2 separate regions of the Homo sapiens genome follow, and region 2 is linked to region 1. The links are chromatin loops, found by intact Hi-C in ENCODE. Cell type or tissue: HCT116. All regions are shown on one strand. Links, peaks and the distances in the headings refer to the core of each region. The heading gives the core; the rest is flanking DNA.

Region 1 (15,099 bases), core at 3,951-11,950:
ATCCGCCCACCTCGGCCTCCCAAAGTGCTAGGATTACAGGCGTGAACCACCGCGCCCAGCCAGGAAATATGTTTTTACATATACAAGTTTATCTATTATTTCTTTCACTTTGCCAGATAAATCATACTATACATTCTGATGTTCACCCTGCTTTTTGTAGTTTATAAAGTATCAAGCAATCTTTCCATATTAGCAAATAGAAATCTACATCATTCCTTTTAATAGCTGAATAGAATATTAGCTTATGACTATCACAATTTTATAAATTCCCTACTGATAAACACTTTAGTTGCTTTCTTTTTTTGCTATTAAAAATATTGTAATAAGCATTAATATATACAGGCATCTGCCACTACACCAGGCTAATTTTTGTATTTTTAGCAGAGACAGGGTTTTGCCATGTTGGCCAGGCTGGTCTCAAACTCCTGACCTCAAGTGATCCGCCCATCTCCGCCTCCCAAAGTACTGGGTTTACAGGAGTGAGCCACCGCACCCTGCCACCCATATACCCTGATGGAAGACAAGTGAATTCAAATTCCAGGAGACATGTGAGTATCCACTACAAGAACTAACTTTGTCTTGAAGTCATATACTTAATCTTAAAAACCCAGGCCGAGCACAGTGGCTCACGCATATAATCCCAGCACTTTGGGAGGCTGAGGCGGGTGGACCACTTGAGGTTGGGAGTTCAAGACCAGCCTGGCCAACATGGTAAAAACCCCATCTCTATTAAAAATACAATAATTAGCCAGGTGTGGTGGTGGGCGCCTGTAATCCCAGGTACTCGGGAGGCTGAGGCAGGAGAATCACTCAAATCCAGGAGGCGGAGGTTGCAGTGAGCTGAGATCACACCACTGCACTCCAGCCTGGGCAATGGGGAGAGACTCCATCTCAAAAAGAAAAAAATATTAAAAAAAAAACTGTTCATATTTTGTAGTATATCCATGTCTGTTCTTTGTTAATCAATGTATTAAAAAATAATAAATTACTCAACATTAAAATTTCATCTCTTTAGGAAGATGCGCCACATTTATCCCAACGATCCACACATTCTGTACGTACCTGTTTTCCCAGGGCTTGGGTACCCCAGCTAAAGGAGTGTGGTTCTGATCTATCTCCTTTATTATAGGTATAATCCAGTTACTGAGAATGTGACTATCAAGAGCGAAGGCGCTATTCAGTTCAACTTCACGCTTGTTTGATCCTCAAAAGATTCAAACAATGAATCAAAGAAAGGAAAGGGAGCTAGCATCAGCACCGATGATGCCAGTGATCCAACTACTAAAGAGTTTAAAACTTTAATTTAAAAACTTTTAGCTGAGAATGGTTTGGAAAGCCTCATGTTACACTCCTTCTCAAATCTGGCTCTTTATCGATACCATTCCTACAAAGAGACATCATCATGGTTTATCAGAAGACACAACCAAAATCCAGTGAGGAAGGGCAGCCGTCAAAGGTTTTATTCATCCGGGCATGGTAGCTCACTCCTAATCCCAGCACTTTGGGAGGCCGAGGTGGGTGGATCACCTGAGGCCAGGAGTTCGAGACCAGCCTGGCCAACATGATGAAACCTCTCTCTACTAAAAATACAAAAACTAGCTGGGCGCGGTGGCAGGCGCCTGTAATCCCAGCTACTCGGGAGGCTGAGGCAGGAGAATCGCTTGAGCCTGGGAGGCGGAGCTTTCAGTGAGCCAAGATCTCACCACTGCACTCCACCCTGGGCAACAGAGCGAGACTCTGTCTCAAAAAAAAAAAAAAAAAAAAGATTTTATTCTCCAGGAGAAGGGGTTCTTGGGGGCTATAAGCAGCAGGCAGAAGACTTTATTGCATGTGTGGTTAGGTGATAGCAACCTAAGTTTGCATTGGGAACTGGCATCAAGAGTGACCCGAACTCCTACTCATGAACCTCTCTCTCCCTGTCTCTCTCTTTGCCTTTTGTGTCTCTCTCTCCCTCGTCCTCTCAGCCTCCTCTGTCTCTGTCCCCATCTCTCTTCCTCTCTCTCGATCTCACTCCCTTCTTCCCATCTCTCTTTCTCTCTCCTTCTTCTCCACTTCTCTCTCCCTCCTTTTCTCCCTCCCTGCCACTGTTCAGGCTTCTGGGCCCCCCTGGACAGGTGCACACAGGACTCCTAGACCACCTTTCAGGACACATGCACAGGGCTGCAGGACCTTGGTCCCCCACCTCCCTGTGCCCTCAAGGTCAGGGGTGTGGGGTGTGCCTGGGCTTTCCTGGGCGGGTGCCCCACGCTCCATGAAGTAGAAGTTGTAGGTCACCATTGGCTCGAGTGGTGCACCCACCGGGCTGCTGGCTTCCTCCTTGTGATCTGCTGAGGCCAAAGCAGAGGACACCTTCCCAGGCCCGACCCTGCGCCAGGGTGGGGTAGGGGTGGGTTTGGAGGTCAGCATGGGGATGGGAGCAGTCACTGCAAACGGGTCCCTGGCTGGCTTCCTGCCCTGCACTATGCCATGCAAGGCCTCCTCTCCCGCCCTTCCCCCTACCCCACCGCCTCCACCTCTAGAAAGCCCCAGGCACAGGCTCCATAAGTCTCTGTGGATCCAGGAACTAAGGGCATCCACTGGGCTCCAAAGCTTGGCAGTGTCGCACACAGGACAAGTGCTCTCAGGAGACATTTTGGACAAATTGCTGAAATGCCTGATGGACATGGCTCTTGTCACAAAATGAATTTGCATCCTGAGGAAGCCTCTTCTTCAAAGGAAGTTTCCCCAGTCACCTCTGCCCTCTCCGATGACATGAATCGTCCCAGGTGACCTCAGCCCTCCCAGGTGATGTCTTTCCACCATAACTCTGGCTCTCTCAGGAGGTAGACTACTGCAGGGACCTGAGCCACGTCGCCGCCTTGTTCCTCCTTTATCTGCCTGAGGAGGACATATTCTGGGCACTGGCCCAGATGCTGGCTGGTGAGAGGCACTCCCTGCAGGGTGGGTGGACAGCTGCCCCCAGGGCCTCATGCAGCCAGACCCGGGGACGGCCACCCTGGGCAGGTGATCTCAACTTTCCGTGAAGGCACCTTCCTTGTGTTGCCAGCTTGTTTGGAGCCTTTAGGATGTCTCTGTTGAGGGTCCTGGGGCTGAACCGGGACCCCCAGATCCTGAGTCAGATGCCTCTCACCCCCATCAGCAGAGGGCATCTCATCATCCCCGTGGCCACCCTCTGTGTCCTGGAGCAACGCCCTCTGGCTCTGAATGCTGTACAGTTGACTCTCCCCTCCCTGAGGGTCCTGCCCTCCAGCTGCCCTTGGTACCCACAGATGGGCCGAAAAAGCCCTGATGGCAACATCTCCCCATCCCGTGTCCCCTGGCCCGACCCCACTTCTAGGAGACCACCATGAAGCCCAGCACCCGCCCTCTGTCGTGGCCTCAAAGTCAGGCTTGCCCTCCCAGCACCCTGGCCCAGGAGGCCTCCAGGAGCACCTCCAGCCAGGCTCCAGGGGATATTCCCACCCCTCCTCCCCAGGGCCAAGGCCGCATGGTGGGGTCCCCAGATGAGAGGGTGGGAGACCTCAGGGTTCAGGGGCCTCTGCAGCTGTCCAGCTCTTCCAGCTGATGGTCCCACATCTTGGGAGCAGGCTGATTTCATGATGGGCTGGGGGCTTCTCAGGATTCCACAGCCCAAATAGCGCAAGGGTCCAGGGCCTCCAAGACCACCAGGAGCATGTGGCACCCAGGCCATACCCCAAGACCATGAGGCACGCAGTGAGTTTATGGTCCCCCCAGCTCTTCCCCAGTGGCCCTGCATCCTGTGGGGCCGGAGGAGCCAGGGGCTGCCAGACCCTCATGGGGCTGGTGAGAGGGTGAGTTCTAGCCAGGGCCTGACCTGGGACGTGGGGTTCTCCATGGATTTGGAGTTGGGTTTCCTTTCCTGCCCTGGAGGAGACAGAGGCACAGGGACTGGGGCCAGTTCCCACAGAGCAGGGCTAAGGACAGTGTGTCCACCAGGAGTGCAGGGAGGGGAAGGTGTAAGGAGCCCTGGACACCGCCCAGTGTTCTGCACTTGGGGAAGGGTCTTCAGAGGGCCCTGGAAGAGGGAGGTTTTTAGGGCAGCCCAGAGGGACCTGAGCACCTCTGTTCCTCCCATCAGGACAAGGAAGGGCTATGCATTCAGGGTTCCTCATTAGGTTGGTTGCTTTGGAGCTTGATCAATGGGGTAAGGAGGCACAGGGAGACCCTGGCTCAGGGACCCTCCTTGCCCTACAGGGCCCTGCTCTTCGCCCAGGGGTCCGGTTCACCCCCAGCACATAGGAGGCACAGGCAGATATCTGCAGGACACACAAGCAAAGCCCTCTGCCCAAGAGGGGTCATCCCACGGCAGAGGCTGGGACTCAGGCCCAGCCTCATGGGCAGACTGGGCCAGGACCCACTTGGGAGGGCTCAAGGAAGCCTCAAGTCCTGGGGAAGCCCCTCTCTCCAGAAGCCACATCCCCACTGAAATGAGTGCTCCCCCATGAGGAGCTGCAAGACCTTGTCTGACCCAGCCTCCTGAAGGGGTCTGATGACCCTCATGGGAAGGGTCAGTGACTGGGGGACTGAAGCCCCAGTGGGCCCGGCTCGAGCCACCAGCCCCCAGCCTGGAAGGGCCAGGTCCTCCCACACCTGCTGTCCCCACAGATCTCTCTCGGGCTCACCCTGAGCCTTTGGGACGTGTATTTGCTAGAAGGGGAACAGGTGTTGACGCCAATGGCACGCACTGCCTTTAAGGTTCAGAGGAGTAAGTCCACGTGTGCCCAATGGGGACTGGGGAGCACAGGGGTCAGACCCTGACTGGCCCGGTGGCAGCTTCCTCACACTGTCCCCATGATCCTCTTCTCTGGCCCAGAGGGAGGTCTGGCTGGGTAGGCTGGGCAGGGAACAGTGACATACCCCCTCCTGTGGGAGCCCATCCCCTACATGACCCAGATGAAAGTCAGGAGTGTGGTGAGCACTTCCCTGCTCAGGCTGCCCCCTAGCCACAGCCTCCTGTGCACATCTGGACCCCTGGGGTGGCCACAAAGGGATCCGGCACTCCCCAGTGGGAGATGCTGAGGTAGTAACGGGGTATGGGCTCTGACCCCTCCCAGGGAACACTCCTAGCCTGATGCCTACCCTGTCCCTAGAGCACCTCGTGAAGATATCCAGGTGTGGCCGTGGGCATGTTTTCAGGACCAGTTTTCCCATACCTGGGCCCTGGATGATGATGCAGTTCTCAGACACCCTTGGGCCTCTATGAGGAAACAAGGAAGCCTGGGGACCTGCCACCCCCAGGTGGCCTGCAGCACCAGGTACCCTCCCGAGTCACCCCCTGGGGCAGTCAGTAGTTGGGGAGTGCCCAGGACCTCCAACACTACTACTTGGGCCTTCCTCTTCGCCTTTTCTTCCTCCTCTTCCTCCGGACTCTAAGAAAGTACAATAGGCCCCCAGGTCCTCAGGGCAGGTGGTCAGTTTGTGTGTACCGGACGTGCTGTGCAAGCAGGAGGGGGATGTGCGCAAGACTCTCCAACAAGCCCCCTCCCACTTTCCACCATGTCCCACTCTCCCCTTCAAAGGGCCCTCAGGGTCATTGGAGGAACCAGATCCATCTATGGGACTCCCCACCCCTCCCTGCGAGCACTGACAGCCTCAGAGAGCAGCAGAGGCTCCTCACTCCTGAACACCCCTCCAAGGGTGCCAGGACAACAAGCCTTGAGCCAGAGAGACAAGGGAATCTATGTCCCTGATCCCCGACCAGGGCGTTTAGTGGGTGGGCACAGGGGGGACCCCTGGCCCAGAGCCAGAGCCAAGAGTTCAGCCAGGTGTGGGAACGGTCAGTCCTGGCATGGACTGGGCAGCCCAGGAGGGCAGAGGGGGCTCTGTATCTGGGCTCTCTCACCCACCGTGGAAACAGGTCTCCATGTGAGGTGGCGAGGGGACTGGGTGACAGCCAAGGCCCCTCCCACCTGAGTTCTGACTGGAGGCTGTATCCCAGGCTCAACAGTCCTGGGATGACGGCATGGGGCAGGAAGCCCCCAGCCAGCCTGAACTCTGGGGGAGGGCAGTCCCAGGAGCCACCTGCTGCACCCCGACAGCTTCCCACCACAGGAGGCACAGACCCCTCCGTCTGCGATCAGCAGCCTGCAGGTGTGTCCTCAGTGTCAGACCACAGGGGCTACACAGAGACCCTGAGGACTCCAGAGACCCAGGCAGGTGGAGCCCGGCCAAGAAAGGACTGCGTGGGCTCACTGGAGATGCTGACCACGTCTGTTTCTTTCAGCCAAACCTGAGCAAGGGTCCTTGGCACCCAGGCCTGGGCTGGCTTCACCTGGCAGGAAGACCCTCTGGCAGGGGGACAGGCAGGCCCCTCCTGGCCCAACAACTCGGTTCCAGTGGCCCATTTGGCCAGCTTCCCCGCCATGGGTGGCCCGTTTGGTCAGCTTCCCCTCCATGGGTGCCTCGTCCTTTCATACCCTGTCCTGATGGGACTATCTGTGAGGCCAAGGCCCAGTGGCACGAGGGGGCTTCCATGGAACCTAGGGCAGCAGGCCATTCTCTGGGGGCACCGGGGACTGAGGGTGTGCCCAGCCTGGCCCTGGCTCAGGGGGAACCTCAGGTTTCCTGGAGGTTCCTCCAGTGGAACTCCATGCCACGGCTCCATCCCTATGAACCTGGATGTGGGGGGCCCTCGTTGCCCCCCGTTATGATTTTGAACAGAGCTGCTGGGTCCAAGTCCCTTCCAAATGTGTCCTGGACAGCCCCAGGACCATGGGACAGCCTAGCCCAGGAAGCCCATGGGGACCCCGAAACCAGGCCCTGCCCAGGCCCATCAGGACTAAAAGGGAGGTCGGGAGATACCCCGACTGCAGCGTGGCACCTGTGTCTGGCCCGCTCGGTGGTCAGTGACTGGCAAGTCTGGAAGGGGTCAGGGTGGCACCCCGCAAGCTGCACCACAGCCCCAGACACCTCGGAAAATCCCGTTCAATGGGGAAGCCAGTCCCATCAAGGCCACGAGAGAGAAAGGTGAGCATGGCATCCCCGCAGCCCCGGCCAGCCAGCAGCATGCCTGGGGCCTCTGTCCCAACCTGTGGGACAGTGTCCCCCTCCCAAGGCACAATTCCCAAGCCAAGAGGGGTCTGGACTAGACCCCAGCCCTGGGAAGTGAGGGGCACCAGGGGTGTGGTGGGCTCCCAGCTGCAGTGAGCATGACCATGCAGGGGACCCTGGCACTGCGGAGCTCTGCACTGTCACAATTCACCTCGCAGAAGCTGGGTGAGATCCCGAAGCCTCGCAGCCACTGCTGGAGCCACAGCAGGCGCCCCCACCACGTGCCTTCCAGCTGCTGGTGCAGGCTTTCCTGACAGCAGGGCGCCCTGCAGCCCTCGCCTCAGCAGCTCAGACTTGGAAGGTATCTGTGGCTCAAGTTCCCAGTGCTCCCACCGAAGAGAATTACTACGGAGGATGCTCTGGGTCCTGAGTCGAGCAAAATGGCACGCCCTATGGATGCAGCCTGCTTCTTTCCCGGCCACCACGCCTGCTGGATGCGCCCACCGAGCAAGTGGTCTTGAGACGGTCATGGGGACGGAAGAGGTTCAGCATCCTGCACGGGCCCTTACCAAGGCTCACTAGGCTGACACCATGGCTGAGCGCCCTCTCTATTGACAAGAGACTTGCACCCAGTCCCTGGGATGGACCAGCTGGCCACCTGCTGGCAGGCTGGTCACACTGCGGAGGGGGCTGAGATTGGCTTTCACTGCACTGACCCATAATGTGGACATGGACCTGCTGGCCCTGCAGGGCACACAGCACTGCTTCCGACTAGGGGACCCCATTCACAGCTAGAGACATGCAGCAGTGTGTTCCCACCTCAGGGCCTTGGCTCTGCCACCTCTACTTGGAATGTTCTCAGTTCCCTCCAGGCTTCTAGAAGCATCTAGGCCAGGGCTCATGACTGGATAAACAACCGAATCCCCACAACCCAAACAAGCTTTTCATTCTCATTTTATTTGGTGTTAAACTTAAGAAAATGTATTAAGACATGACTTACATCCCTGGTAAGTGTGCAGCTCGAAAGACATTCACAGATGGAACACACCAGCCCCCAGATCACAAAGCCAACCATGGCCAGCCCCTCCAGCGCCCCCGGCCCCACAACCAGTGTCCTGACTTCCGTTGACACCATGAGCCTGTCTTTTGTACTTTACACTCATGGAAGGATAAACACTTTCACGTTTTAAAATAAATGTTTACTTTTGAAATGATTCTAGATACACAGAAAAATTGAAAAGACACTGTAGTGTACTCTACACCTTATACCCAGCTGCCCCTAGTAATGACATTTTGCATTACCATGGCACATTTGTCCAAACTAAGAAATGTGGGCTGGCTGTAGTGGCTCACACCTGTAATCCCAGCAATTTGAGAGGTTGAGGCAGGTTCACTTGAGCCCAGGAGTTTGAGACCAGCCTGCGCAACACAGGTAGGCCTTGCCTCTAGAGAAAAGTAAAAAAAAATAGCCAGGCATGATGGCGTGTGCCTATAGTCCCACCTAATCAGGAGGCTGAGGCAGGAGGATTGCTCGAGCCCAAGAGTTCCAGGAAGCAGTGAGCTATGATCGCACCACTGCACTCCAGCCTAGGTGACAGAATGAGAATTTATCTCTTTAAAAAAATTAATTTATCTTGGGTGCAATCCTGTTAACTAAATAATAATGTTAACTATTATCTAAAGTTATTAACGCAGTAATTATATTAACATAGTGAAATTTTTTCAGATTTCATCCTCTTTTGCCTAACTTCTTGTACCTGTCCTGGGATCCCACCTCAGACTCACCCTCTGCCTTTAGGTCACTTCTCCTTAGCTTCCTCCAGAGGCTACAGCCAAACACACACCTGGGCTGAATAGTAGAGCTGGTTGCTGCTGGGTTCCAAACCTCTGCAACATGTTACTGTACTAAGTACTATAGGCAATGGTAACATAATGGCGGCTATTTGTGGGCCGGGCATGGTGGCTCATGCCTGTAATCCCAGCACTTTGGGAGGCCGAGGCGGCTGGATCACCTGAGGTTAAGAGATTGAGACCAGCCTGGCCAACGCGGTGAAACCCCGTCTCTACTAAAAATACAAAAAATGGCTGCCCAGATATCTGCTGGGCATGGTGACGGGCACCTGTAATCCCAAATACTCAGGAGGCTGAGGCAGGAGAATCGCTTGAACCTGGGAGGCGGAGATTGCAGTGAGCTGAGATCGCATCATTGCACTCCAACCTGGGCAACAAGAGTGAAACTCTGTCTCAAACAAACAAGCAAACAAACAAAAACAATGGTGGCTATTTGTGTATTTAAACACAGAAAAGGATCATAAAAATACAGTATAAATGATAAAAAATGGTACACCTGGCCAAGTATGGTGGTTCATACCTACAATCCCAGCACTTTGGGAGGCCATGCTGGGAGGATCACTTGAGCCCAGGACTTCTAGACTAGTCTGGGCAATATAAAAAGACCCCATCTCTTTTGAGATATCAATTTTTAGAGATGGTGCACCTGTATAGGGCAGTTCCATTATAATCTTATGGGACCACCATCCTATGTGCATTCTGGCATGGACTGAAATATCATTATCTGACATGTGATTGCATAAGTAATCTAGAGATGATTTAAAGTCTACGGGAAGATGTACTTAGGCTATATGCAAATACTGCACCATTTTATATCAGGACTTGAACATCTGTGGATTTTGGTATTTGTGGAAGGTGGTGAAACTGATTCCCCTACACACACCGAGGGACAACTGTAAATCTTCCGGGCCCCATAGAAGGCTCAATTCCCTGCACCCCCACCCCCAGATAAGCATTCTAAAGTGTTTGTTCACTTTACCTGCTCATCCGTGAGCCAGAGGGTTCCATCAACAGCTTGGGCTGTCTCAGAGAGACCTGGATTCAATCCCATTCAGCCACTTAGTGTGTCACTTTGGACAAACCATGTAACTTCTCTGAGCCTCAGTGTCCTCATCTGTAAACTGGGTTGATCATGGTCCTTACCTCACAGGGCCACTGTGAGATGAAAGCTGACACCGCGAGTGACACCACTTCTCTCTCCCTCAGACTCAACAGGAAGATGCCTTTGCTGCCCAATGCGAAGGTTATGGGGAGGACGCGAGGCCCCAAGGTTCCCCTGTCCCAGGAGCATAAACCCTGGATTTTTGCTTCCAGAAACAACCACCTCTAGGATGAGGATGGCTCTCAACTCCCCAAAGCCTGTGCTACCACCCCACAAAGGCAGCGTCTTCAGCAGTGGGGAAGGGGCTGCACTGCGCCAGCCTCACCCTGGCCACTGTCTGCCCTCATGAGTCAGAGCCCAGCTAGGTCCTCAAGCAGAGCAGTGCAGAGTCCGGCCCCAGTCCCAGGCTCCAGGCATCCCTGCCACCCCCACCTGCCCCCACCAGCTGCCTCCATCCCTTAGCCCCTGCTTCCCTCCTTCCCAGCTCAGGATGTCTTAGCTCCTTACATGTCCCCATCATCTGTCTCCTCAAGGGGAGTGCAGCACAAGGGCAGGGAACTCGGCCAGTCTATGGCTGAGTCTCCGGTGTCTGGGAGAGATTAGAAGCTCAACACATACTTGCCCAGTGTCTGTGTGCATTTCATCAAGCAGAAGACAGCTTTGGAAATGAGAAGAGACCCTCCTGAGGCGACAGTCCTTAGCTGCCATTTCTCAAGTATTCTTGGCGTGCCACGCACTAAGCTGGACCATGGACATGCGAGCTCTGGAACCCGTGAGGTGCTGTCACTCATGCACAGGTGGGTTGGCTCAGCCCTGGTGCAGTCACATAGCTCCCTGCTAGCTGAGCTGAAATTGGAACCCATTCAGTTTGGCTCTTGCACTGCACAATGGCTCCCCAGCTCCTCTGAGTGAGAACTAAAGCCTTGCAATGCCCTCAGGTCATTGAACCTGGGACTTCTCTTCCTGAGCTGCCTGCCGCTCTTCCCTGCTCACACCAGGTCAGATGCAGACCTCCCCTCTGGGCCTGAAGCATATCAATCATGCTCCTGCCTCAGGGCCTTTGCACAAGCCATTCCCACTGCCCGGAATGCTCCCTGCCCAGATATCTGCTTGGCTGACCCATCACCTCCTACAAACCTTGCTCAGATCTTGCCTCATCAATGAGGACAACCCTGGCCATGCGTCTAGAGGGCGTCCAGCACAGAGTATGTGCTCAATACACAGGTGAAGAAGGAAGAAGGAAGGGATGGAGAAGAGAGAGGTGAAGGAAGGGCAGAATGCCTATGGCCATTTTTATTCCAGTGATAACTAGTTGCAGTGAATACCTAAGGGCAATGCAGACAGGGCAGAAACAAAGTTCACAAAAGGCCAACATGAGCAGGGTGGAAAAATGCAGCTCTACTCATCTGTCCTGGTGCAGATTTGAAGACTCCAGATGTGTCACATCTGGGCAGTCCCTTCTCTGCCCCCTCCCCTCTGAGCTCTCCTTCTACCTCCAAGCCTGGCCCATCTTCTAGGGATCCAGGACAACACAGGAAACAGCTGTGCATCTCCCAGGACACTGGGAAAGACTGCCAGTGGGGAAGATGCTCAGTGGCCCTTAAAACTCATCTCGGTTTTGCTCCAACTGTGCAGCCCATCCACTCCTGTGAACAGGAAGAGCACTCAAATGAGAGCCCAGACACTAGACCCTATTCCTCTTGACATCTGAACATCTTCCCCATCCCCAGCATTTCCCAGGGTCCTGGGAGAGGGACAGCTGTCTCGTGGATTGTCCTTCTTCACCTGTGTATTGAGCACATACTCTGTGCTGGACGCCCTCTAGATGCATGGCCAAGAGACAAGAGCGACAAGAGCAAAACTCTGTCTCAAAGAAAAAAGAAAAAAAAATGTGGGCCAGGCACAGTGGCTCATACCTATAATCTCAGCACTTTGAGAGGTCGAGACGGGAGGATCACTTGAAGCCAAGAGTTCAAGGCAAGGTCTGAGCAAGGTTTGTAGGAGGTGATGGGTCAGCCAAGCAGCTATCTGGCCAGAGAGCATTCCGGGCAGCGGGAATGGCTCGTGCAAAGGCCCTGAGGCAGGAGCGTGATCGGTACGCTTGAGACCCAGAGAAGAAGTTTGCATCCAGCCTGGTGTGAGCAGGGGAGAGCAGCAGGCAGTTCAGGGAGAGAAGTCCCAGCTTCAAAGGCCTGCGGCTGCTGCAAAGCTCTAGCTATTACTCAGAGCAGCTGGGGAGCCAGCAGAGGGTCCTGGGCAGAGAAGGGTTCAGCTGTGGCTCGGGCGTTAATAGGCCACATCACACCTTTGGGGAGAAGAGGGGGACCAGTTGGTTAGTCCAGGTAAGTGATGAAGGGTGCTCAAACTAGGTGGGAGAAGGCAGGTGGTGAGAAGTGTCACCTCAGGATCATTGTGAAGGTGCCACCTGCATGATTTGCTCGTGGACTGAATTTGCTCAGATGGGGGTGTGGAGGGAAAAGGAGAGTCCAGTCCACAGGCCCGATGAGCCACGCAGGAGTCAGACTGAATGGGTTTTATTTATTTATTTATTTATTTTTGAACAGAGTTTTGCTCTTGTTGCCCAGGCTGGAGTGCAATTGTGCGATCTTGGCTCACTGCAACCTGTGCCTCCCGGGTTCAAGTGATTCTCCTGCCTCAGCCTCCCGAGTAGCTGGGATTACAGGCATGTGCCACCACACCCGGCTAATTTTGTATTTTTAGTAGAGACGGGGTTTCTCCATGTTGGTCAGGCTGGTCTCGAACTCCTGACCTCAGGTGATCCACCTGGCTTGGCCTCCCAAAGTGTTGGGATTACAGGTATGAGCCACTGCGCCCTGCCCTGAATGGGTTTTAATTTCAGCTCAGCTAGCAGGGACCTATGTGACTGCACCAGGGCCAAGCCACTCAGTCTTTGTGAAGACTGGGTCTTGCCATGTTGCCCAGGCTGGCAAGGAACTTCTGACTTCAAGTGCTCCTCCTGCCTCGGCCTCCCAATGTGCTGGGACTGCAGGCATGAGCCACTATGTGCAGTTTAAAAAATAATTTTTGACTGGGTGCGATGGCTCATGCCTGTAATCCCAGCACTTTGGGAGGCAAAGGCAGACTAAGCACAAGGTCAGGAGTTCGAGACCAGCCTGACCAACATGGTGAAACCCTGTCTCTACTAAAAATAAACAAAAATTAGTCAGGCGTAGTGGCGTGCGCCCATAATCCCAGCTACTGAGGAGGCTGAGGCAGGAGAATCGCTTGAACCCAGGAGGCAGAGGTTGCAGTGAGCCGAGATTGCGCCACTGCACTCCAGCCTGGGTGAGAGAGTGTGACTCCATCTCAAAAAATAATAATAATAATAATAATTTTTAAGCCGGGGCAACATAGTGAGACCCTATCTCTACAAAAACTTTTAAAATTAGCTGGACATAGTTGCATGAACCTGTATTCCTAGCTACTTGGGAGGCTGAGGCAGGAGGATGGCTTGAGCTCAGGAGTTTGAGGCTCCAGTGAGCTATGGCTGTGCGCTGTGCACTGTGGCACGCACCACCAAGCCTGGCTAATTTTTGTATGTTTAGTAGAGATGGAGTTTCACCATGTTGCCCAGGCTCACCTAGAACTCCTGGGCTCAAGTGACCCACCTGCCTCGGCCTCCCAAAGTGCTGGGATTACAGGCGTGAACTACCGTGCCTGGCCAATAATAATTTGTAAATTTTAGAACAATTTCCAATGTATTGAAAAGCTGCAACGGTTGTACAGAGCTGTATACACCACATCCAATTTCCCCTATTGTCAACACGTTACATGACCATAGAATGTTTGTCGAAACTAAGAAAGCAACATCAGTACATTATTAGCGTCTAAACTCCAGGCTTTATTCAGATTTCACCAGTATTTCTGCAGTGCCCTTTTCAAGATGCAATTCAGGATACCTCCACTGTAGCAAGTTTTCATGTCTGTTTAGTCTCTTCTGGTCTGTGACAGTTTTTGTCTCCCATTGTTTTTCATGATCTTGAGAGTTTGGGGATTGTACATGTATTTTATGGAATGTTCCTCAGTTTGGATTTATCCAATGTTTTTCTCATATTTAGACTGGCGTTAGGAATTTTGGGGTAGGAGACCACAGACATAAAGTACCCTTCTTGTCCTATGGTATCAGAGGTGCCTGCTATCACGCGTGTCCAGTTACTTCTTTAAAAAAATTGTGGGGCCAGGCTCAGCGGCTTACGCCTGTAATTCCAGCACTTTGGGAGGTCAAGGCAGGAGTATCTCCTGAAGTCAGGAGTTGGAGACCAGCCTGGCCGGCATGGTGAAACTCCATCTCTACTAAACATACAAAAATTAGCTGGGCGTGGTGGCAGGCACCTGTAATCCCAGCTACTCGGGAGGCTGAGTCAGGAGAATCGCTTGAACCTGGGAATCGGAGGTTGCAGGTTGGAGTGAGCCGAGATTGCACCATTGCACTCCAGCCTGAGCGACAAGAGCAAAACTCCGTCTCAAAGAAAAAAAAAAACTGTAGGCCAGGCATGGTGGCTCACACCTATAATCTCAGCACTTTGAGAGGCCGAGATGGGAGGATTGCTTGAAGCCAAGAGTTCGAGACCAGCCTGGGCAGCACAGTGAGACCCTCCATCTCTACAAAAGGTTTTTTAAAAAATTAACCAGGTGAGGTGGCATGAGCCTGTAGTCCCAGCTAATCAGGAGGCTGAGGTGGGAGGATTGCATGAGGCCGGGAGGTCGAGGCTGCAATGAGCCATGACTGTGCCACTGTACTCCAGCCTGGGCAACAGTGAGACCCTGAAGGAAGCAAGACATTGTAGTAAGATATAAATAACCCAGTTACTTTTTAAGTCATGTAACACAGGCAACAAAATTTAGCTAAAATTTAATTTTTAAAATTTTCTTTGTTATTTGCATAGTGTATTAGTATTTTATTGATACTAAATAAATTATCAGAATTTAGGAGTTTAAAGCAACACAAATTTTTTCTCTATAGGTCAGAAGTTCAACGTGGGTCTCACTGCGTTAAAATCAAGGTGTTGGCAGGAAGGTTTCTTCTTGGAATTTCCAGGGAAGGATCCCTTTCTTTGCCTTTCGCAGCTTCTAGAGGCTACTGGCATACCTTGGCTCAGGACCCCGTCCTCCGC
Region 2 (16,759 bases), core at 2,930-10,929, 400 kb before region 1:
TCCTGTATATATCAACAGATATATCCCACATAACAAAAGCTTTCTGAGATCCTCAGTAATTTTTTTTAACTTTTTTGAGAGACAGGGTCTGGCTCTGTCTCCCAGGCTGCAGTGCAGTGGTACTGTCGTGGCTCACTGCAGCCTTGAATCCTAGGACTCAACTGATCCTCCCACCTCAGCCTCCTGAGTAGCTGGGACCACAGGCTCATGCCACCTCAACTGGCTAATATTTTTTAAATTTTTTTTGTAATTATGAGGGTCTCACTATGTTGTCCAGGCTGGTCTTGAACTCCTCAAGGGATCCTCCCACCTTGGCCTCCCAAAGTGTTAGGATTACAGGTGTGAGCCACCACACCTGGCCTCAATAATTGTAATAGTGTAAAGGAGTCTTGAGATTTAAAAAAGCGAAAACATCTGAGAACTGCTAGCTTCAGTCAGTGGTTTCATAGTATTGTTTGTGAGAAACATTTACATCGATTTCCTGGAGTGTCTGTTAAAATTCAGATTCCTGGACCCCATCCCAAACTACAGAATTAGAATCTATCAAATGTTTTCAGCTAGGTGTGGTGGCTCACACCTGTAATCCCAGCACTCTGGGAGGCCGAGGGTGGCAGATCACTTGAGGTCAGGAGTTCAAGACCAGCCTGGCCAAGATGGTAAAACCCCATCTCTACTAAAAATGCAAGAATTACCGGGGCATGGTGGCAGGCGCCTGTAGTCCCAGCTACTCAAGAGGCTGAGGCACGAGAATCACTTGAACCCGGGAGGCAGAGGTTGCAGTGAGCCGAGATAGTGCCACTGTACTGCAGCTGGGCGACAGAGAGAAACCCTGTCTCAAAAAAAGAAAAATGTGTTTAGCTGGGTGTGGTGGCTCATGCCTATAATCCTAGCACTTTGGGAGGCCAAGATGGCAGGATTGCTTGAGACCAGGAGTTTGAGACCAACCTGGGCAACATAGTGAGAACTTATCTCTACGAAAAAATCTAAAAAAAAGTTAGCTGGGCATGGTGATGCATGCCTCTTGTCCTAGCTACTCAGGAGACTGAGGTGGGAGGATTGCTTGAGCCCAGGAGGTAGAGAGATGCTGCAGTGAGCCATGATCGCACCACTGCACTCCAACCTGGGTAACAGAGTGAAAATCTGTCTCTAAATAAATAAATAAAAATCCAGATTGGGCCAGGCGTGGTGGCTCACGCCTGTAATCCCAGCACTTTGGGAGGCCCAAGGCAGGCAGATCACGAGGTCAGGAGTTCGAGACCAGCCTGACCAAGAGACTAGTCTGGCCAATATGGTGAAACCCCATCTCTACTAAAAATACAAAAATTAGCTGGGCGTGGTGGCAGGCACCTGTAATCCCAGCTACTCAGGAGGCTGAGGCAGAAGAATTGTTTGAACCCGGGAGGCGGAGATTGCAGTGAGCCAAGATTGCACCATTGCACTCCAGCCTGGGTGACAGAGCGAGACTCCGACTCAAAAAAATAAAAATAAAAATAAATAAATAAAAATCTGGCCAGGTGCGGTGGCTCACACCTGTAATCCCAGCACTTTGTGAGGCCAAGGCAGGCGGATCACAAGGTCAGGAGTTTGAGACCAACCTTACCAACATGGTGAAATGCTGTCTCTGCTAAAAATACAAAAATTAGCCGGGCATGGTGGTGCACGCCTGTAATCCCACCTACTCAGGAGGCTGAGGCAGGAGAATCACTTGAACCCAGGAGGTGGAGGTTGTAGTGAGACGAGATCGCACCACTGCACTCCAGCCTGGGTGACAGAGTGAGACTCTGTCTCAAAAAAAAAATTAAATAAAATAAAAAATAAAAATCCATTCATGTTATCACAAGAAATTTCAATTGTACATTTGTTAATGAAAGAAAAGACAATTTCAACTTCTGTAAATTTTTGAATTTAACATTTATTTTAGGATTTGTATTACCTCCTTGAGCTCAAGGGTATCAAGAATTTGAAGAGATCATTCTTTAAAAGTTCTGATTATTATTCCATGTAGCAAATACGCAAATATCAAGCATAAAACTTGATATTGGTCCAGGCACGGTGGCTCACGCCTATAATCCTAGCACTTTGGGAGGCCAAGGCAGGCAGATTACCTGAGGTTAGGAGTTCAAGACCAGCCTGGCTAACATGGTGAAACCCCGTCTCTACTAAAAATACAAAAAATTGGCCAGGCACGGTGGCTCATGCCTGTAATCCTAGCACTTTGGGAGGCCAAGGCGGGCAGATTACCTGAGGTTAGGAGTTCAAGACCAGTCTGACCAACATGGAGAAATCCTGTCTCTACCAAAAATACAAAATTAGCTGGGCGTGGTGGCACATGCCTGTAATCCCAGCTACTAGGGAGGCTGAGGCAGGAGAATCGCTTGAACCTGGGAAGTGGAGGTTGCAGTGAACTGAGATTGCACTATTGCACTCCAGCCTGGGCAACAAGAGTAAAACTCTGTCTCAAAAAAAAAAAAAAAATTTAGCCAGGTGCAGTGGCACACACCTGTAATCCCAGCTACTCGGGAGGCTAAGGCAGGAGAATCGCTTGAACTCCGGAGGCAGAAGTTGCAGTGAGCTGACATCGCGCCACTGCACTGCAGCCTGGGTGACAGAGCAAGACTCTGTCTCAAAAAAACAAAACAAAACAAAACAAAACCTGATATTAAACAGCTACCTTCACAGAAAAGCTAAAACTTGGCCAGGTACAGTGACTCATGACTATAATCCCAGCACTTTGGGAGACCAAGGAGGGAGGACCTGTTTGAACCCAGGAGTGCAAGACCAGCCTGGTCAACACAGCGAGATGTGAGACGCCATCTCTTTTTTTTTTTTTTTTTTGTTTGATACAGTCTTGCTCTGTCGCCCAGGCTGGAGGTCAGTGGTGCGATCTTGGCTCACTTCTACCTCCGCCTCCCGAGTTAAAGTGATTCTCCTGCCTCAGCCTCCTGAGTAGCTGGGACTATAAGCATGCGCCACCATGCCTGGCTAATTTTTGTATTTATTATTTATTTGTATTTATTTGTATTAATTTTTGTATTATATTAGCTCAATATTTAATGCTTTCCCTAATAATTTGATTTTTTTCCAAATCATAATTATACAATATGTAGAAAACATCAATTTTTTTCACCAAATCTGATAGGGATCCAAACTCCCCCCAGTTAACTTCAGTGAGAGATATAAATTGTATCATTTTCTATGTATGCCATGACAGGAAGAAGGTTGAGAAGTACCCATCTAGTAAACTATAATTTCCAATATCTACTTCAACCTTTTGGGTGTCCTCCAAGGGCAGTACCTTGTAAAACACAAGGAATAAATGTTTTGTGAGTGAATGAATGATTGAACAGATCTTCTAGAACTGTGAAAAGCAGCTCTGGGGTGATGAGTATCTCAGTCAACAAAACTGACAGCCTGAGTGTGGGGAAAACACCGTGTGCATTTCAGCTGTCTGCATGGATTGATTCCATTTGGCCTGCTGAATGGTGAGGTAAGGGCTCTGCAGAAGGTGTCAACGCTGAACTTGTCTGTGCTTGCGGAAGCTCAGAAATGATCCTGCCGCAACTCCAGCCTCCCCAGGCTGCCTGGCTGGGGGCTTTCTGTGACACTCATTCGCCTTGCTACAACCTCAACACTCATCTTCACCTTCTTTGTCCCCTAGCCCTAAATAAAAATATATTGTTTAGCATGTTCAGAATGCTTTCATCTGTTAAAGGAAAAAATTTCCTGGCCGGGCGCGGTGGCTCACGCCTGTAATCCCAGCACTTTGGGAGGCCGAGGTGGGCAGATCATCTGAGGTCAGGAGTTGGAGACCAGCCTGGCCAACATGGAGAAACTCTGCCTCTACTAAAAATATAAAAATTAGCCAGGTGTGGTGGCGTGTGCATGTAATTACTCCCAGCTACTCAGGAGGCTGAGGCAGGAGAATTGCTTGAATCCAGGAGGCGGAAGTTGCCGTGAGCTAAGATGGCGCCACTGTACTCCAGCCTGGGTGACAGGGTAAGACTCTGTCTCAAAAAAAAAAAAAGAAAAGAAAAAGAATAAGAAAAAGAAAAAAATTAGCCTGGGCAACATAGTGAGACCCTGTCTCTAAAAAAAAAATATATTTTTTTTTAATTAGCTGGGCACAGTGGCGCACACCTATAGTCCAGCTACTCAGGAGGCTGAGGTAGGAGGATTGCTGGATCCCAGGAGGTGGAGACTGCAGTGAGCTGTGTTTGCACCACTGCACTGCAGCCTGAACAACAAATCGAGACCCTGACAAAAAAAAAAAAAAGATAAAAGTATCTAATGATCCTTGTTAAAGCATGGTAAGGAAAAATATTCAGGACCCTTGAGATAGGTATAGTGACCACTGCAATGGAATCTTGTAGTTGAGGAGAGCGACTGGACTCTCAACCCAATATAGTGTGAAAGGAAAAGAAAATCCCGGGACCCCAGACTCACTATGCCAAAGGAAAAAGTTAAGCTTGGGAACTGAGTATGTAAAACATTGCACTTTTTTTGGTTCCTAAACAGGTAGCTGCAAGACAGAGGCCACATATCTCCCCAGGTGACCTCCCTCATCCTGACAATGTAAATTAACAGCTTATTTTCACAAGTAAGGGACAAAGATAAGACTGGGGATCATTCCCCCGACCCCCACCTCCGCCAACCTGGAGACAAACGCATATTTGACTTCTTCCTCTACTCTATGTTTAGGTTATTTAATGTAAAATGTGGATTTTCTGAATAATTTTATGAACAATTGACTGTCCTCTTTCCCCTCCTGCCCAATTTTCCCGTTTAAATACTGAAGTTCTCAAAATCCTCTTGGGAAAGAGCGCAGGCCACAGATACCACTGTAGCTTGTGTCTTTCCCAGACACATCCTCAACCTTGGCAAAATAAACTTGTCTGAGACCTGTCTCAGACATTATTTGGTTTACAACGGCATGGCAAGTGGGAATTTATAGCCAAAAAGCCAGGTGGGGTGCTAAAGTTTGGCCAAGCAAAGAATCTTTGTGGCCTGGCACGGTGGCTCACGCCTGTAGTCTGAGCACTTTGGGAGGCTGAGGCGGGTGGATCACTTGAGGTCAGGAGCTCGAGACCAGCCTGGCCAACATGGTGAAACACTGTCTCTACTAAAAATACAAAAATTAGCTGGGCATGGCGGTAGGCGCCTGTAATCCCAGCTACTCCGGAGGCTGAGGCAGGAGAATTGCTTGAACCTGGGAGGTGGAGGTTGCAGCGAGCTGAGGTCACACCACTGCACTCCAGCCTGGCCAACAGATCGAGACTCTAACTCAAAAAAAAAAAAAAAATCTTTGTGACATTAAAGCTTGTCAAAATCCCCAGTATTCTATTCACTTTGCCTATAAAGTTACACACTTATCAGCTGGGCACGGTGGCTCAAGCCTGTAATCCCAGCACTTTGGGAGGCCGAGTTGGGCCAATCCTTTGAGGTCAGGAGTTTGAGACCAGCATGGCCAACATGGTGAAACCCTGCCTCTACTAAAAATACAAAAAATTAGCTGGGTGTGGTGGTGCATGCCTGTAGTCCCAGCTATTTGGGGGGCTGAGGCAGGAGAATTGCTTGAACCTAGGAGGTGGAAGTTGCAGTGAGCCAACATTTCGCCACTGCACTCTAGCTGGGTGACAGGGTGAGACTCCCTCTCAAAAAAAAAAAAAAAAAAAAGCCAGGCACAGTGGCTCACGCCTGTAATCCCAGCACTTTGAAGGCCAAGGCGGGTGGATCATTTAAGGTCAGGAGTTCGAGACCAGTCTGGCCAACATGGTGAAACCCCCATCAATACTAAAAATAGAAAAATTAGCCCAGTGGGGTGGTGTGCACCTGTAATCCCAGCACTTTGGGAGGCCAAGACAGGCAGATCTCTTGAGGCCAGGAGTTTGAGACCATCCTGGTCAACATGGCGAAACCCGTCTTTACTTAAAAAAAAAAAAAAAAAAAATTAGCTGGGCGTGGTGGTACATGCCTGTAATCCCAGCTACTGGAGAGGCTGAGGCACAAGAATGGCTTGAACCAGGGAGGCAGACGTTGCAGTGAGCCGAGATGGTGCCACTGCACTCCAGCCTGGGCAACAGAGTGAGGCTCCATCTCAAAAAATAATAAAATAAAATAAAATATAAAATAAAATAAAATAAGCCTCCTATGGGCAGGAGAGAGGAAGGGGAGAGCATGAATTTATCTCAGAGACCCACCCAGTGAGGCTGAATGTTATGCAGTTTCAGAATCAAGCCAGGAGAGGGCACAGAAAACTTCTACTTGATGATCTAACAAAGGAAAAAAGATAATTCAGGAAATGGACAGAGTTCTCCTTCAATTAGTCAGGTGACACAGTTTATGTCACCTCCTAAATCACTGGAAAAAAATTTAGTCAATGTAATTTCATCCTGAAATCTCAACAGTTTTATTATACAATGGGTATCATAATGTCATCTGTGTACCATTTAATTTTTTTTTTTTTTGAGACGGAGTATCACTCTGTCACTCAGGCTGGAGTGCAGTGGTGCAATCTCAGCTCACTGCAACCTCTGCCTCCCAGGTTCAAGCGATTCTCCTGCCTCAGCCTCCTGAGTAGCTGGGATTACAGGCATCCGCGATCATGCCTGGCTAATTTTTGTATTTTTAGTAGAGACGGGGTTTCACATGTTGGTCAGGTTGGTCTCGAACTGCTGACCTCGTGATCCACCCGCCTCGACCTCCCAAAGTGCTGAGATTACAGGCATGAGCCACCGCCCCCGGCCCTCATTTAATTTTTTATTGAAGAAAATATTCAGATTTCTTTCAAGCCCCAGCCAGTCACCTATGCATTCTTTTAGATGGCATTTCGCTTTGCCCAAGGAGGTCAGCTGCTTCTGAGTAGTCCTTCTTCCTCTGCAAAGTAGGGACTATAACCTTTCCTGACTTTCCAGTGATGATGTTCACCATCAACCTGGTCCTTAGAGAGGAAGGAAGCATTAGACAAATGCAAGAGCTAATTATTAATTATGAACTATATGCTCTGGGTACATAGATCTGACTCAAGTTATTAGTAAGAATGAATACTTGATAATTGATGATTAACAGGACTGTAGCTTAAAACCAAGGTTCTAAAGTGCACAAAGGTCAAGGACATGTAGAAAAATGCTGTTTAGACAAATCCAAATATAAGCCAACTTGTGCTAGGCAATTAAACCCAGAAAAACATTATTAAGCACTTTTGGAAGGTAAGAATTAATGCTTGAAGTGCAGATATAGACATCTCATACAAATAAAGCATGTATGATACATTTCCTATAGTATAACATAAATGGTTTGATAAAGTATTTGTTCTCTTCTTTTTTTTTTAGAGACTGGGTCTCTAAAAAAAAAAAAAAAAAAAGCTCAATGATCAATCATTTCGTTACTCATGCTTATGTAATGAAACCTTCATCAAATCTTGATAGAATGGGGTTCAAGGAGCTTCCAGGTTGGTGAACATACGGAGCTGCGGGGAGGGTGGCGTGCCTGAGGAGGGCATGGAAGCTCCAGATCCCTTCCCATGTTCCTTGCCCTATGCAGCTCTTCCACTGGCTGTTCCTGTTATATTCTTTCATAATAAATGGCAATCTGGTTAGTAGACCGTTCTGAGTTCTGTGAGCTGTCCTAGCAGATGATCAAACCCAGAGAGGAGGGAATGGTGGGAACTTCTAATTTATAGCGAGTCTGCAAGAAGTACAGGTGACAACCTGGGACTGGCACCCAGTGTCTGAAGTGGGGGCAGTCTTAAGGGACTAAGCCTGTAACCTGGGGAATCTGATGCTATTTCCAGGTAGATAGTGTCAGGATTGAGATAAATCATAGGACACTGCTAAAGTTTGGATGTTTATTCCCTACAAATCTCATGCTGAGCGTTTATCCCCTAATGGCAGGGTGTGGGTCATGCGGGTAGATCCCTCATGAATAACCAATGCCTTGTTGCGGGGAAGGGGTCAGTGAGTTCTCACTCTTTTCCCTCCCACAAGAGCTGATTGCTAAAAATAGCCTGGCGCCTCCCCTGTCTCTCTCTCTCTTGCTGCGAGATCTCTGCACACACTGGCTCCATTTCACCATTTGCCATGAGTGGAAGCAGCCTGAAGCTTTCACCAGCTTCTCCATCTTCCAGCCAGCAGAATTGTTAGCCAAGTTAACTTCATTTTGTTGTTGTTTGTTCGTTTTTTGTTTGTTTGGTTTTTTTTTGGGATGGAGTCTCACTCTGTCCCCAGGCTGGAGTGCAGAGGCACGATCTCAGCTCACTGCAACCTCTGCCTCCGGGTTCAGGCAATTCTCCTGCCTCAGCCTCCCGAGTAGCTGGGATTACAGGTGCCCACCACCACACCCAGCTAATATTTTTGTATTTTTAGTAGAGATGGGGTTTCACCATATTGGCCAGGCTGGTCTCAAACTCCTGATGTCAGGTGATCCACCTGCCTTAGCCTCCCAAAGTGCTGGGACCATAGGCATGAGCCACCGCGCCAAGCCCTTAACTTCATTTTTTGATAAATTACCCAGCCTCAGGCATTCCATTATAGCAAGAGACTGACAGACACCCTCCTAAGGTCTGCAGAGAATTGTAGAATTTTTTGGTGTGAACCCCCACGCCCCACCACCACCACATTAGGAGCCAGTGGAGAAGGAAATGGAATCTTCCCTTTCGATCAAATAAGCCCCTTTTCTCTTGGAATTGCCCTTTGATTTTTCTCAGTGTTAGTCTTTCTTTTAAAATCTTTAATATTTTCCTGATTACACCTAATACATATGTATTGTACAAAGTATAAGTTGACCATAGTCTGCTCCTACTCCTGCTCAAGGTTGTTTGTTTGTTTTGTTTTGTTTTGTTTTGTTTGAGATGGAGTCTTGCTGTGTTGCCCTGCCTGGAGGGCAGTGGTGCAATCTTGGCTCACTGCAACCCTCCGCCTCCTGGATTCAAGCAATTCTTCTGCCTCAGCCTTCTGAGTAATTGGGATTACAGGTGCCCACCACCACAGCCAGCTAATTTTTGTATTTTTAGTAGAGAAGGGGTTTTGCCATGTTGGCCAGGCTGGTCTCGAACTCCTGGCCTCAAGTGATCTGCCCACCTCAGCATCCAAAAGTGCTGGGAAAAAAGTGTGGGGATTACAGGCACCTGGCCTCAAGGTTGTACTTTAATTCATATGAGACTTTGGAAAAAGTACAGGTTTCTCCTGTACAAATTGTTGGCAATGTGTCCTTTTTTCACCTTAAAATGCCTGGAAATCTTTCAGATAAGCTTTTTAAAAAAGCTTTTTTTTAGGTGTAATTTACATACCACAAAATTCACCCATTTTTAAGTGTACAAGTTAATGATTTTTCGTCCCCTTGTGCAACCATCACAACTCAGTTTTAGAACATTTCTATCACCCCCAAAAGTTCCTTCATGCCTATCAAAGCTTTTTAAAGGGTGCGTTTTTGTGGATAATTACAATCATGAGTAACAAGTCCCAGAAATGTCCATTTTGCCTGGCTTCCTTTTGCTGCCGGCAGGCAAAAAGAAAATTGCAAAAGCCCATCAACAAATGTTGGAAGAAAACACCATAAGCTGATCAACAGCTGTCTGCTAAAAATAGTTTATTCATGCTCTCCAGCTTTTAGTGAATGTCAGCCAAGTGCCAGGCATTGGTTAAGTCTGTTAGGGATATCAAGACAGGATAATAGCTTCCCCTGGAAGTAATTGGATATGAGTTCAATAGTATACAACCTCACTTAAAACAGTTTCCATATTCAATGGTTTGGGGTGGTAAAAGTGTGCCAGGTGGGTGTGATATTTGGACTTCCACTTCCAGAACTGAAGATAAACAGGGGCTAGATTTACTTTCCCACATAAACAACCAAAATACGGATCCCCAAAATGTAACAAATGGTCTTTAAGACACCGGATATCACGCAACAAAGGACAGAAATCCCTGAAAAAAGTACAAATGGCTGGGCGCGGTGGCTCACGCCGGTAATCCCAGCACTTTCGGAGCCCGAGGCGGGCGGATCACGAGGACAGGAGTCCGAGACCAGTCTGGCCAATATGGTGAAACCCCGTCTCTACTAAAAATACAAAAATTAGCCGGGTGTGGTGGTACACGCCTGTAGTCCCAGCTACTCGGGAGGCTGAGGCAGAAGAATCGCTTGAACCCTGGAGGTGGAGGTGGCAGTGAGCTGAGATCGCGCCACTGCACTCCAGCCTGGGCAACAGTGCCAGACTCCGTCTCAAAAAAAAAAAAGTACAAGTGAAGTGAGCCCTATTATTGCTCCAGCTTACTGCCTTGAGGGTTTCCAGGCTCTACTGCAAGAAGAGCAAAGTGAGGAAGGGCCTGGTGGAATCCCGGAGCTGAGGAGACAGAGCTGAGTCCAGGGAGACCAAGGTAGCCAGATGGAAAGGACAGAGTACCAGAGAAAGAGAGTTGTTCAGACAGAACCCCAGAGATCTGTAAAAGGTCCCCGCCTCTAGCATTCAGCAGAGTACTGTTCAGGATACATATGTAAGAAAACTACACAAGGCTGGGGAAAGAACCACGTAAAAGGATTACTACAGCGATTCCTAACCTTTTTGGAGTTTCGGGATGAAACTCTTCCACCTCAGTTCATCAGACGTTCGTTAGATTCTCATAAGGAGTGGGCAACCTAGATCCCTCACGTGCACAGTTCACAATAGGGTTTGTGCTGCTATGAGAATGGAATACTGCTGCTGATCTGACTGGAGACAGAACTCAGGCAGTAATGCTCGCTCGCCTGCCACTCACCTCCTGCTATGCGGCCCGGCTCTTAACAGACCACCAACTGGTACTAGTCCGCGGCCTGGAGACTGGGACCCCTGGATTAGAAGGAATAGTGCCTACTCCTATGATCCAGATTGGAAAAACTCGTAATGTGTGGGGCATTGGAAAGAGTACTTATGAAGGTCTTGCCTCAGGGGAATAATTAGCCCTAGAGTTGGCATTGCTCTGGTCCTGCCTAACAAATCTTTTTTTTTTTTTTTTTTTTTTGAGACACAGTCTCACTCTGTTGTCCAGGCTGGAGTGCAGTGGCATGATGTCCGCTCACTGCAACCTCCACCTCCGGGATTCAAGTGATTCTCCTGCCTCAGCCTCCCGAGTAGCTGGGATTACAGGCATGTGCCTCCACGCCCAGCTCATTTTGTAATTTTAGTAGAGATGGGGTTTCTCCATGTTGGTCAGGCTGGTCTTGAACTTCCGACCTCAGGTGATTCGCCTGCCTTGGCCTCCCAAAGTGCTGGGATTACCGGCGTGAGCCACAACGCCCAGCAGTTAAAGACTTTCTAACAACAAAAAGCTTAATACTTTTTTTTTTTCTTTTGAGATGGAGTCTCTCTGTCGCCCAGGCTGGAGTTCAGTGGCGCAATCTCGGCTCACTGCAACATCTGCCGCCCAGGTTCATGCGATTCTCCTGCCTCAGCCTCCCGAGTAGCTAGGATTACAGGTGCCTGCCACTGTGCCCAGCTAATTTTTGTCGTTTTTATTAGAGATGGGGTTTCACCATCTTGGCCAGGCTGTTCTTGAACTCCTGACCTCGTGATCCACCTGCCTTGACCAGCCAAAGTGCTGGGATTACAGGCGTGAGCTACCGTGTCGCTGGATACTTTTTTTTTTTTCGAGATGGAGTTTTGCTCTTGTGGCCCAAGCTGGAGTGCAGTGGTGCCATCTTGGCTCACTGCAAACCCCGCCTCGTGGGTTCAAGCAATTCTCCTGCCTCAGCCTCCCGAGAAGTTGGGATTACAGGCGCCCACCACCATGCCTGGCTAATTTTTGTATTTTTAGTAGAGATGGGGTTTCACCATGTTGGCCAGGCTGGTCTCAAACTGCTGACCTCAGGTGATCCCCCCGCCTCGGCCTCCCAAGTGCTGGGATTACAGGCTCGAGCTACCACACCCAGCCAGCTTGATATTTTTAAGCCCATTATTTCCAATATTGTGAATTCTCAGATTTTCAAGTAATAAAATAAGCAAAATGAATCCTTAATAAAAATTCTATCTTGGCAACGCTATTTGTCATTTCCATCCTATGACTTTCTCTTCATATGTAACTGAAATTTCATAAATATTAAGAAATTGTTGTTTGGGCATAAGAATCAGATATGGAAAGGAGGCAATTGTGCTATTAACCGTGTCACTTAGGGCTACTGCTATTTGAGGCGTGCATCACACCAGCAGAATCATATACACCTGGGAGCTTGTCAGAACTGCAGAAATTCTCAGGACCTGCTCCAGACCTAATGAATCAGAATATACAGTTTAACAAGGTTCCTGGCCGGGCGCGGTGGCTCACGCCTGTAATCCCAGCACTATGGGAGGCCGAGGGGGGTGGATCACGAGGTCAGGAGTTCAAGACCAGCCTGGCCAAGGTGGTGAAACCCCGTCTCTACTAAAAATACAAAAATTAGCCGGGCGTGGTGGTGTGCGCCTGAAATCCCAGCTACTCAGGAGGCTGAGGCAGGAGAATTGCTTGAACCCGGGGGGCAGAGGTTGCAGTGAGCCAAGATCGCACCACTGCACTCCAGCGTGGGTGACAGAGTGAGACTCCGTCTTAAAAAAACAAAAGATTGCTAAGTGGTTACTACACACATTTGAGAAGCACTGGCCCTCTCCATGCAATACATTGAGCAAATACAGTCACATGTCACATGATCTTTAGTCAACAACAGACTGCATATAAGACAGTGGTTCCATCAGATTACAATATTGTATTTTTATTGTACCATTTTTAGTGTACCCTTTCTATGTTTAGATACAAAAATACCAACCATTGTGTTACAATTGCCTACAGTATACAGTACAGTAACATGCTGTAGAGATTTGTAGCGTAGGAGCAGTAGGCTGTATCATATAGCCTAGGTGTGCAGTAGGCTATACTATCTAGGTTTGCGTAAGTACACTCTATGGGCAGGACTCAGTGGCTCATGCCTGTAATTCCAACACTTTAGAAGGTCAAGGCAGGAAGACTGCTTGAGCCCAGAAGTTGGAGACCAGACTGGGCAACAGAGGGAGAAACCCTGTCTATACAAAAAAAATTAAAATTAGCCGGCTGTGGTCTAGACATGGTAGCTCAGGCCTGTAATCCCAGCACTTTGGGGGGCTGAGGCAGGTGGATTGCTTGAGACCAGGAGTTCGAGACCAGCCTGAGAAACATAGCAAGACCCTTTCTCTATAAAAAGAAAATTAAAATATACAAAAATATATAATTTAATTTTAAAAAATTAGTCTGGCATGGTGATGCAGGCCTGCAGTCCCAGCTACTCAGGAGGCTGAGGCAGAAGTATCACAGCAGATCGAGGTTGCAGCGAGCTGTCATGGCACCACTGCACTGCAGCCTGAGCGACACAGCAAGACCCTGTCTCAAAAACAAAACAAACAAACAAAAAAACTCTATGATATTCCAATGATAGATTCACCTAAGATGCATTTCTCATATCTCTGTTAAACAATGCATGACTATAATTTCTCCGGTCATGTTTCCTTATGTCTGAAAACAAAGGGCACTGAAACCTGTTTGTTCACTTTAGTTCACAGGCTGATTAGAAAAGTAAGTAAAATCCAATCCAAATATAAATTAAATACACGTGAAATACCAAACCCTCTAGTAAACAGCGAGCTACATACAAGTCCCAGACACTCCACGACCGTTTCTAGATTGAAAATCCTAGGCCAGGCGCAGTGGCTCACACCTGTAATTCCAGCACTTTGGGAGGCCGAGGTGGGTGGATCACGAGGTCAGGAGTTCAAGACTAGCCTGGCCAAGATGGTGAAACCCCGTCTCTACTAAAAAAAAAAAAAAAAAAAAAAAAAAAAAAAAAAAATTAGCTAGGCGTGGTGGTGGGCGCCTGTAATCCCAGCTACTGGGAGACTGAGGCAGAGAACCCGGGAGGCAGAGGTTGCAGTGAGCCGAGACCGCGCCACTGCACTCCAACCTGGGCGACAGAGCGAGACTCCATTTCAAAAAAAAAAAAAAAAGAATATTTAAGTCTTTTCACTTCTGGGAATACACACACACACACACATATATATTTAATCGAAACACGTTACCTTTCACTCAACAACTATTCAAGACAGAAACCATTTCGGGTAAGCAGACTCCTACAGGGTCCCTACTGCACATTTCTCATCGGTGGTCAAAGCAACAAAACGTGAACTAAGCCACAGGGTAGCTGCAGGAAGCTCTATGCCTGGGACCACTACAGGCAGGCACTAGTTTCCCTGTCCACCACTGCCCGAAATGGAGTCGGGCCCGGTTCTCCTGAGCTGAGCAGGCCAAAGCAGGGAGTCCGTGAGTGGACCGGGCATAGCCAGAGCGACGCCGCAGCACCCCAGCCGCAGGGTCAGCCCCAAAAGCAGCAGGGCCCGCTTGATCGCGGATGCCGGGACGCCCTCGTGCAAGCCTCGAAGGGGGGCTGCCACCCCGAACATTCGCCAGAACGAAAGCGGCAGCCAGGAGAAGCCCTCGCAGGTGCTGTAGGGATCCAAGCGCTTGAGCTGAGTCCGAAACTCGCACAGCAACCTCGGGAGGATAAACTCCAGCAACCAGAATCGGGTTGGCGTCGCCTAGCAACCAGGAGCCAAATGCGCGGACGCCAGGCATTGGCCTGCACGTGTCACGTGAGCCAGCGCCGCTGCCCAGTGGGAGATTACGCCGCAGGCACGTGATGCGGCGCAACCGCCCTTTGGCAGAGCTTTTCGCGAAGGCAGTTGTGGCTCTGAGCGCATAGGCGAGGCATTCCTGGGGTTTGCGCCGTATCCTTTTACAAAGTCCTGGCTTTGGCTGGTGCGACCAAAGAAAGGAAACCGGCGCTTGAGACTTGTCTGGGCTGGCTATGGTGAAGCAGTGAAACGGTGCAGAATTGTGTCAATGAGGCTAGTTCAGTTGTGCAAGAGCATTTCCTCAAAGTAAGACAGAAGCTTTTAGTTACGTCAACACCTGCTAATGTTAGGCTGGCCAGAAATTTCCTGACAAATAATGGGTGAAGGTCGGGCGTGTGGTCGCTCATGCCTGTAATCTCAGCGCTTTGGGATCACTTGAGGTCAGGAGTTCGAGACCAGCTTGGCCAACTAGGCGAAACCCCATCTCTACTGAAAGTACAAAAATTAGCCGTGTGTGGTGGCGCGCATCTGTAATCCCAGCTACTCTGGAGGCTGAGGCAGGACAATCGCTTGAACCCAGGAGGCAGAGGTTGCAGTGAGCTGAGATCACGCCACTTAAAAGAAACGAAACTTTGCTGGTGACCATGTGGTGATGAAACTGAGCGTTTTGGAGCGCAGCAAGGTGACTCCCCATGTAATTAGTATAGACAGAGAGTTTGTGCTCTAAAGGTTAGAAATAAATGTTTTCGGCCTGGTGGCTCATGCCTGTAATCCCAGGACTTTGAAAGGCTGAGCCAGGCGGATCACCTGAGGTCAGGGTTCGAGACCAGCCTGGCCAACATGGTGAAACCCGTCTCTATTAAAGATACAAAAATTAGCCAGGCGGAAGAAGTCACTTAGCTCTTCGCTGGTTGTCACACGTCCGGAGGCCGAGCCGTCGCGTACCTAGGATACCTGGAAGCCGAAGCCACACCTCCCGCATGGCCCCTCCGGCCAGCCGGGCCCCTCAGATGAGAGCTGCACCCAGGCCAGCACCAGTCGCTCAGCCACCAGCAGCGGCACCGCCATCTACAGTTGGCTCTTCTGCTGCTGCGCCCCGGCAGCCAGGTCTGATGGCCCAGATGGCAACCACTGCAGCTGGCGTGGCTGTGGGCTCTGCTGTGGGGCACATACTGGGTCATGCCATTACTGGGGGCTTCAGTGGAGGAAGTAATGCTGAGCCTGCGAGGCCTGACATCACTTACCAGGAGCCTCAGGGAACCCAGCCGGCACAGCAGCAGCAGCCTTGCTTCTGTGAGATCAAACAGTTTCTGGAGTGTGCCGAGAACCAGGGTGACATCAAGCTCTGTGAGGGTTTCAATGAGGTGCTGAAACAGTGCCGACTTGCAAACGGATTGGCCTAATCAAGAAGTTCAACCTGGAGAGATGGAAAATCAGCTCTCATACTAATTAATTTAGTATAAAAATAGAATTGGTAGTGAGGGTATAAAGTGTAAGCATCAGTTAAACTTCTCCTGTCATTCCTAGCTTCCTTGCTTCAGAATTGAAATGGAAGGGAGGGTGTTCCTACTCTGTAGAATCTGGGACTGGGCAAATGTTTGTGTGGCCTCCTTAAACTAGCTGTTATGATTTTATTCTTTGTGAGTTAATTAGAATAAAGTCATTTTCTTCCAAAAAAGAAAAAAAAAATAGCCAGGCATGGTGGTGCACGCCTTTAATCCCAGCTACTAGGGAGTCCGAGGCAGGAGAATCGCTTGAACCTGGGAGGCAGAGGTTGCAGTGAGCCGAGGTGTGCCACTGCACTCCAGCCTGGGCAACAGGATGAGACTCCGTCTCAAAAAAAAAAATAATAAATATTTTCACTCCACAACTGTCTTCCAATTTGGAGAGTCTGCCGTTTACTAGCTATGTGAACTCGGGTACATTAATTAAAATCCCCATGCCTCAGTTTCTTTATCCATGAAATGGGAATGATTACTCACAGTTCCTGTCTCTGAGGACTTCTAGAAGGATGAAATGAGGTCTTACATGTAGCAATATAAACTGGTGGTGAGGACTGAGCTTGAGTCAGATTACCTGCTTTGAATCCTTGTGCCGTCATGTACTGCTTGTGTATCCTTAGACAAGAGACTGTCCCTCCTCTATCCTTCAGTTTCATCTGTAAAA

What was found. A loop is a pair of places that touch in the nucleus more often than their neighbours do. Peaks named below come from ENCODE experiments on the same cell type or tissue, not always from the same donor. Only the 100,000 strongest peaks of a DNase experiment are listed, where the experiment ranks them.
Region 2: it touches region 1 in a loop (7-fold over the local background); 2 of 110 quality-filtered maps call a loop at or near these places.

What each region holds. Positions count from the first base shown.
Region 1 is chr1:15,987,052-16,002,150 of GRCh38, forward strand. It overlaps the pseudogene TBC1D3P6. Among named protein-coding and RNA genes, the nearest start is that of SRARP, 9.6 kb to the right of the region's middle. RefSeq lists an enhancer at 6,845-7,685 and a silencer at 7,592-7,741. In HCT116, for the core only: a CTCF peak has its summit at 7,677 (motif pointing left); a DNase peak (open chromatin) is centred at 7,680.
Region 2 is chr1:15,589,048-15,605,806 of GRCh38, forward strand. LOC124903854 (a long non-coding RNA gene) reads right to left here and starts at 14,496. Exons shown (of 3, transcript XR_007065483.1): 1 at 14,042-14,496; 2 at 6,803-6,937. It also overlaps the pseudogene CHCHD2P6. In HCT116, for the core only: a CTCF peak has its summit at 6,244 (motif pointing right); a DNase peak (open chromatin) is centred at 6,244.